Regions from separate parts of the Mus musculus genome. Here region 1 is linked to region 2. A link is a contact called in ENCODE Hi-C or POLR2A ChIA-PET data. All regions are on one chromosome and are shown on one strand. The core of a region is the stretch at or near the end of the contact, and the rest is flanking DNA. Distances in the headings are between cores, read along the strand shown. Region 1 overlaps Igf1r (insulin-like growth factor I receptor). Region 2 overlaps Igf1r (insulin-like growth factor I receptor).

Region 1 (4,067 bases), core at 8-2,507, 150 kb after region 2:
CACGCACAGTATAGTCAATATAGCAGCAGTACTGCAATTAGCCATGGTATTTAATGACACAGCATCTCACACATATTTACAAACGTGTATGCAGAGCAGTTTATCAATTAATCATATAACGATACATACAACACAACCGATGCACCGTATCAATTAATCATACACTATAAAAACAGGTGTGTTCTAGGAGGACCCCACAGTAACCTCAGGGAAGGATGCTAAAGGCTCTTCACAACAAGCTAACAACCAAGTCTCCAAAACCAATTTACTCTGCTATGGAGTAGACACCGGGCACTAGGAAACCACCCAGAAATACTGTCTCTGACCAAGCATACAAGATACACTGCTTCAACTGCTTAGGCTCCTGTATGGGGGTAGGGGGTGTCCACTCACCACAGACAAAATGATTCATAGGCACGCACTTGGAGGAGCAATACATCACCCGTAAAACTCCATCTTTCTCAAATTAGCACACAGGAGCCCAGAATCTTCAAACTAGGTAAATAAACTCTACAGCAAGGACACATCTGAACTCTCAGGTCCACTGCAGGGGGGGGGGGGTAATATCCATCAAGTCTGCTATTCAGATACTGGCTGGATTTCTTTGGATCCTTCTTCCTTATTGTACCATAAGTATTCCCAATCCCTCCATGGTGTCACAAAAGGTCATTTGTGTCTAAATATACCTTTTAAAAATTAACACTGAAACATTACGGAGGAAGCGACTGGTGCTTAGTTTGCCCCAACTGTGCAGATGGCTGCTACTTGTATCACATTCACAAGCTCCAAAAGCCAAAACAGACCCTAAACTGCAGCCTCTGCACTCTGCTGATTAAGCCGCGGTTCTTTTAACTTATCACCTCCTTACAGTCTATCCAAGCAGAAAGAGTCCAAGAATCCCTTTGAAAAAGCCCCAACGAGAGCCTGAACTGGCCAAGCTATTTGTCAGAGCGCAGTGACAACAACAGGAAGTAGAATTTCTGGAGAGAGATTTTTCTATTTATTTTTCTGTCAATGGCTGCTTTTAAACTGGAAGGGGGAAGCCTGCAGGCATTACAAACCCTGGAGGCTATGAAGCAGGAAGTGAGAAACTGCAGAGCCTCAAATGGCCAGCCAGAAAACCCTGGCTCTTTTCTGTAGTCAGGTCTCCAAAGCCAGGAATTTAAAAAATCTTAGGCATCCTACGTTAGTTTTTCAAATCTTAAAACGAGTGGAGACTCGAGGGAACCCGGGCCAGAAAAAAAATGAGGCGGCCAGGAAGCCCCAGTCTCTCTCTAGTGCCACAAATGTCACCCCCATAATTAAACGCTCAACTGGAACTTGCCCTCTACAAACAGGGTTTTGTTTCCTGATCTGTTAAGAGGGGCTGAGAGCTTTCTACACACACAGTCTGCTGCCTCGCACTTCAGCTTTGTCACGCCTCCCCAAAGTTGAACCTGGAATGCAATGAGGACGCTAGGCACTTTACATCTCCAAATGTCCCCTACTCTGCCTGTAAACAACTTTCATTTGTTCCCAGGGAGACACTACTCCTGGCCAAATACAGCAAAAGGCTTTGCAAAGGCCTGAGAGAGACAACATGGGGGAATGCTCACACCTGGGCCAGGGCTCTTAGACCAGCCCACCTGCCCGACTCACTTTACCAAAAGACTATACCAGTATCCAGGAGAGACACTCATGAACTCCACCCAGGAGCAGACACTACTGTGGTTAGGTCTGCTATGCTGTAGGGGAACAGAGCACCTTCCTGATGTGACAAAAACTCCAGCAGGAACCTTCATCATCCCTGGGTAGGATGTGGAGGAGTCAGGAGTCCTCTAGCACTGGGAAGGTACTGTAATTTATAGCACAATCCCAATTGCTTTCCTTACGGATCAAACACACAACTAGATGAGCAGGCAATGTTAGAGGACAAGCTTTAAAAAAGTGAATGCTGACCTAGGAGGGAAGCAGAAAGAGTTATGTAAAGTCACTGAATGGCCCTTTGCCTGGCATCCTGAGTCAACCTGTCCCCCAAGCAGCGCACTCAAGCCCAAGAGCAATGAAGAGCAGCCTTTGCAAGGCCCACTGAAGTAAGCCATAGAGGTCCTCCAGCTTCTCGGAGACAGTCTTCTCCTATTTTCTCTATAATCCACCCTACCCTCAAAAAGCTTAAAGTCCTAGTCAAACAACAGGAGCCATGAGTGTTTCTTTAAAAAGACACAAAGAATTCCTTTGCTCTAAAGAAACAATGGGCTCTCCATAGCCTGGCCTCATTCCTCAATATACTTCTACCTTGTTCTGAGCCCCATCACACATCAAGTCCCGACCTCAAGCCTAGTCAGGCCTGATCCTCCATGGGGACATCAGAATTTGGGTGACACAATGATCTCTTCCTTGGTTTCCACTGTCAGCAACACCAAGTGTGTCTGTTCAGATTCCTAACTGGTTAATACGAGACCTCTTCGAGGCAAGCAAGTAGCAAGGCGTGGCTGTATCTTACACGGTGTATATCCTTCCACAGGCTCCTGAACGCTGATCCACCCCTCTCCAATCCCTACCAAATGGAATTTAGCTCTGCCCAAGCATTTCAAGGGGCCTGTGAGCTGCCCCCTACTCTTTGAAAAAGCAACATCAATCGGCTCAATTCTACTGCCCACTGACAGTGAATCCAGCGATATCTAGGCTCTTCCACAGGTACCACAGACAAATCAGAACATCCCTCTGGGCCCTTGGGGACTTTTCTCCTCAGGACTCCAAAGCTGGCACACATTAATGGTGACATGGTAATAAATCTGCCCAGGGGACTTCAGTGTGGAGGGTGTGAGCTGGTGGCCCTGTATTCCCAGGATATAGAAAGAAGAATCCAATCACTATGGTCTTTCCTCACCACTTCCAGCTTAGCTCTGACACTCAATACTTCACCGTACAGCTTCAAGGAATTCACAGCAACCAGCACAGCTGCCCTCAGGCAACTCTAACCAACCTTCAACATCCCAGGACTTCACACAGTCCCTGACTCTCCACAAACGTGCATGGCTCCTGAGAACACCAGCAGGTAATCTGGATGGAGTCTGAGAAATTCTCTCAGGGGCTTGTCTCCCCTTCCTCTAATGGAGCATGGCTTCTAAGAAGCGTGGGCCCCTTGGAGGATTCAGAGCTGCAGACAGCCCATGTTCTCCTGACCTGAATACAGAGACTCTGGGGTTGGGGGTTGGGTGTGGGGTGTGGGGGTCCCAGGTGAAGGGGTCCTTCAGACTGTTTCATCTCTCTAGACGGCTCCCAGGATTAGCAGAGTAGCTTGATCGATACTGGTTTTACCATCACGGGAGTGACTCACCACAAAAACCTACCCATCTTAAGGCTCAGCTGTGAACAGAAACAAACAACATAATAGCAGGGTCAGATTCAAAATAGCAAGTATGACTGGTAAACAGTTAATGCTTATAAACAATTAGCAGCAGCCTCCCCAGCCTTCTGGATGTGCTGAGGAGAAAGACTCATGGTTTCACCGGCTCTGAAGGAGCAGCTGTGGGGGCCTGGCGCGGCTGCAACCTGTGCAGCCCACCGGTGCTGCTGTCGGCTCCACAGAACGGAACCCTGGGGGAGGTTCCAGATGAGCCACTTCTGACCTGATTCCAGAGGTCCGATAAGACCACAGTCACCAAGACAGGGAGTTATGTGGAACTGGGTTTTCAAGTTACAATTCCTCCAGAGTATAATGTCCTCAGGTAGCTCCTGCAGAGCTCAAAATAAGCAGTTTTATCTTTCCTAAAGTGGGAGATGGAGGCACGTGTAAGCGGGGGCCTCTCAGAGGGCATCCGGTTTAAAAAAAGCAATGGGCTATACACACTGCTGTTCTCCAAACACATACAGTGGTCTCTCAGCATTGGTGGGGGACTGATTCCAAGATCCCTACACACACACACACACAAAAAGCCCACAATGTCAGGGAGAGTCTTAAGACAAAAAGCATCTGCGTGCCTCACTTCCCCCATCTGTCAATCACCCCTAGAAGATGGGCAGTACCAGGTACAACACACGTCATAATGTTTTCCTCAGAGAATAATAATGAGTAACAAGTTTCC
Region 2 (4,343 bases), core at 1,712-4,211:
AGGAACGGTTAACACAAATCACCAGGAAAAGATGAGCCCTGAGCAAGCGGGAGGTTTGAGGGAAGGGTCACGGAAAAAAGAAGGGGTAAGACACATTTGTCAGGAGTCCCAGGCTGGTACCAAGCCCACTGCATGACAAAGGTCATTGAGCCCTCACAGCCATACACAGACATCACGGCTTTCCTTTCAGGCAGTGGACAAGGAGGCTAACGGAGGTGAACTTACTTGGCCTGGATGAGGCAGCTAATAAGGGACAGGAGCTGGTACACACATCATCACAACATTCTTCATTACGGTCTCTTTCTGCCTTCAACCCCTTGCCCAGTTTGTAACTTCATAAGGTGGGGTAATGATGCCAGGAACTTTGTAGCCCTGAGGCAGAACTCTGCCCCAGCTGTGGCCTTCGTAACCTCCCCTTACTACAAGCGACACAGCCACCTCCACTCAAATCCTGACGACAGCTCAGTATATAACGGTAGCGTGTTACATACTAACTTGGTCATTTTGGGGAAAGCTGCTTGTGTGTGTAAAGGGGGGGGGGTGGTTTGGGGCTTGGGATCAAACAAATGAGTAAGTAGGAAAAAAGACCAACCATCCACTGAGATCCTAACCAGGCTTTCATAACTTAAGACTGGAGTCTTCCACAAACTCACACAGGTAGCCATAGAAGCTACTCCTGGAAATCCAATCCTGGCCAGAACATGCTAGGGCCACCCACATTCCTACCTGCAGCAACCTTCCTTTCTCCCTCAGCATCAACCCTAAGATCCTCCAGGGCTCTGTAGCTCAGTAACTTTGCAGGGTGTTAAGTCTAGAGGAGCCCAGAGGTCCGTGGCCTCCCATGTGGGGGTTACAATTCCTACAACCTTAAATCCTGTAAAGCGTGCCCACAAGGTCCTTCAGCTTCTCGCCAGAACTTCCAAACCTTGCCTTTACACTTAACAAAGCTTCCTACTAAATATCTACACCAAATTTCCGTACATTAGTTTTTCTTTCTGCTTGTGAAAGGGGTGGTGGTGGTGGTGAAACTAGTCAAGATCGGATATCCTCTGCAATACCAGCTTCTAGAAAAGAGCGTTTTTGAATGGGATGCCACGTGCTGTGTTTTGCCATATTGCCTGCGCTTCCTGCTTGGAGCCAGAGTAACAGAAACCTTGGGCACTGGGAACTGTTCCGTGCCACGCAAATTCCACTCCGTATCTTCCAGGCAACCCTGTCGCAAATAATTCATGTCCACTACGCCCCTACCACACAGAATACAACTACATTGTGCTGCTAGAAATGGGAAACCTGATTCAGATCAGAGAAGGTAGAAAAACATTTAGTTCAACACAATACTGCCTTTATGAAAAGGGGCGTGCGCCGGGTGGTGGTGTAAATCCCAAACCTGTAAGTGGGGATAGATTTCAAGACGAATTTTGGAAGAAAATGCAGAATCAAAATAGCATCCAGCTTGACTCAGACCAGTAATAATAATAACAACAACAAAAACCCAGCCAGTCCTTCTAGAGCTACGCCTGTTTAGGCTGCGCGGTGCTCTTAATGGCCAGCCAGCCTGTTCTCCTGGGAAATGGTGCTGCTGCTACAGCGTGACTTGCTTTGCGTGCTGCAATAAAAGGAAAACAAGCTTGCACGACCCAATAGCTTCCTTCAGTTTGTGCCTAGCAGCGGGGAGAAAATTAAAAAAAAAAAAAAAAAAAGCCTGAAAAGGGGTCCTGAGGCAAGGTGAATGGAGGACAGGATCCTAGAGAACAGCACTGCCCTGCAGGATTTTTGTAAACAGCAGCCTGTAATGGCCACGGTTAGAGAAAGAAAAACAGACATGGAGGGAAGCGTGTTTACAACTGCAGCAAGGGCGGGAGGCGGAGGGAGGGATTCCCCGGCTCTGCGCTCGGCCCTCTTCACTCCGGTGGGGCCCCGGGGTTGGGCTGAGCTTCAGCTCCCCACCCCAATCCGTGCTTTCTTGGGGGGCCCCCCATCTTGTTTATGGGAAGGTTACTCCTCCTCGGCTCTGGTGATCGCGTCCCTAATACTCCAGCTGCATCCTTGCGGGATGCCAGCTTGACTGACAAGTCCTGCAGCCAATCGCTGGTTGGGCCCTTAGGAAAGGTGGAATTTCCCAACAAACTGATTGGCTGAGAGAGAGGGCGGGCCCTGGTGATTGGCGTGTTATTCCGAGTAGAAAGTAGTAAACAACCTTGGTCCAGGGGCGGTGGGGAGGGCGCCCGGTGCCAGCTCCCTCTGGCTGGCAGGGCGGGGTGGGGAAGCACCCGAGACAAAAGGAATCCTGGCTGCCACAGCGGGGAGGGCAGGAAGGGGGTGGCCCCAAAAGTCAGCACCTGGAGGCGTCGTTTGGAGCCCCCCCCCCCCCCCCCCCGAGCCAGAACTGCTGACTTTAAGCCACACATCGTTTTTTTGTTTTGTGCAGAACCTCAAAGGTTTTGTTTCCATCATTTTCACTTCTTGTATGGCTGACGAAGTCTCCAATGGAATGATAACCGATTTAGTCGCTTTTGTCCAGAAGCCCCTTCCTCACCGTCGAATAAAAATTTAAAATTGTCTTTTACGAAAGTTGCTTTAAATCACACACTAAAATTGTTGCACTATACAATACGCCATTAATGGCATGCTGGTGCACCAGACACACAGCTACATCTTTTGATAGCAAGTTTTAGGAGCTCTGAGCCTATTGGGAGCAGCTGGGATGGAGAACATACACAAAAAGAAACAACACATGACGGCGTTGGGACCACTTGATAAGAAATAAGCGGTTAACTTGCCTTGCCCATAGTATTTCTGGCAGTCTCACTTGAATCTCCCATTCCCTCACTCCAGCTTCACCATCCTTACAGGACCCCAGGCGGAGGAAACCATCTGCTCTTAGGATGGGGGGCTCTGCTCACCCCGCACATAAACATGCTCACAAGTCGCTATCCTGAGCAAGCCTCCTCAATGTAAAAGGGGACCAGGAGGCCAGCCAAGCCGGCTCTCTCCACTTCAATGCTTGTTGAATATACAGAGACCACGTTGTCACTTTTCACAATCAAGATATATCGGTATCACGATATATCGATAACGGGTACTTTATAGGAGATAACAGTGCAAACTGGCCACCTGGCATTCTCCTTTGCCATTCTAGTCCCTCACCTCTGCTATCTCCTATGGAGCCTGCCACAAGCAACCCCAGTAAATGTTCACCCCAAGTCACCTTTGCTGTATAAAACATGGATTTAGGCTTTCCTTGGTCCTTGCAGCCTGGCATCAGACCCCAAACCAGTAGCTACTTTCATTGTAGGCACCCTCCCTCTGGACACTTTGTTCTGTTCCCAGGTCCCTGCCCAGACCACACACATCATTTTACTCAACGTTGGTTTTTATGCTTTCTAGACTTTACCTCTGCCTGCCCAGGAGAGGCCACTGTTCTCCACCGTTCTCCCTGGCCCAGCTACCCCACTTCTTGCAGAAGACTGAAATTTGTTTTCTTAGCACTAAGTCTCTGATAGGGCTTTAATGCTGTATTTAGACTCCACTCCTACGTTAAGACCCTGAACTTCCTGAGGCCTGGAATGGTATTATCTTCAGATTTGGGTCTTCAGTGGAGATGGGCTTCTACTAAAGTGCCCGCTGCAAACTTGCCAAATATTTCTAGGATTCTTCCCTAGCATCCTGAGTATGCCTACCCCTGAAAATCTTTCCTTACACACGTGCAATTAATGTGTTTTCTCTGCTGGGTCAACAACTCTGTTTTCTCTACTTGGCAAATTTCCACTCTGCCTAAAATCACTTCCTCTCTTGGCATACCTTTCACAACCTCCCACCAACTACACTGTGTACCAAGAGCAGAGAGGTCTCTTTCCGTTCTTACTTCTCTGGCCAGAATTAGCTACAAAACTAGAACTAGCATGGTTTGTTGGTAAAGGAAGAGCGGAGAGGCAAAATTTCAGAAGTGGTATCACCTGTACATCTGCATAACCAACCCATTGCCATCTGTAGGGGTGAAGCAGCGCCATGCTCCGTTTGTGGCTGTGATGGTCTCCCCCTGCTTTCTGTCTGAAGGCCTCTGTCTCTGAGGTGGATTCTTACTCCCCCCTCCATCTCAATCAGAGATCTCCTCCTGGCTCTTATGCTATCAACTCTGCACATCCCCGATTCCTTTCCACCATGACACTGAACTGTCATCTCCTTTTCTATCTGACCAGTCACTGACTTGCTCACAGTTTAGTCTGTCCGCCATACAGCCATATCCAGTGTTCTAAGAATTGTGGGGTTCCACAGCTGGGGCTCAGTCTCTGCTTACGCCCTCATGTGACATCTGTCATCAACCCTCCATCTTTCTAAGCCTT

What was found. A loop is a pair of places that touch in the nucleus more often than their neighbours do. ChIA-PET counts read pairs that join two places held with the same protein, here RNA polymerase II (POLR2A).
Region 1: a map of left cerebral cortex shows a loop between it and region 2 (3-fold over the local background). The contact joins two enhancer-like sites. A Hi-C loop is called at or near these places in 4 of 37 maps with a recorded cell type or tissue (T-helper 17 cell, left cerebral cortex and mouse trophoblast stem cell). POLR2A ChIA-PET finds 5 or more read pairs at or near these places in 2 of 5 experiments (Patski and embryonic stem cell).

Annotation. Positions count from the first base shown.
Region 1 is chr7:67,970,606-67,974,672 of GRCm38, reverse strand. All of the region lies in intron 1 of Igf1r (insulin-like growth factor I receptor), which reads right to left. Among named protein-coding and RNA genes, the nearest start is that of Igf1r, 20 kb to the right of the region's middle. Within about 2 kb of position 1,257, at least 1 of the 3 ENCODE cell types and tissues checked has a DNase peak (open chromatin) inside an H3K27ac peak, as active enhancers do.
Region 2 is chr7:68,126,954-68,131,296 of GRCm38, reverse strand. The region is part of intron 2 of Igf1r (insulin-like growth factor I receptor); the gene reads right to left. Among named protein-coding and RNA genes, the nearest start is that of Gm51488, 8.1 kb to the left of the region's middle. Within about 2 kb of position 2,961, at least 1 of the 3 ENCODE cell types and tissues checked has a DNase peak (open chromatin) inside an H3K27ac peak, as active enhancers do.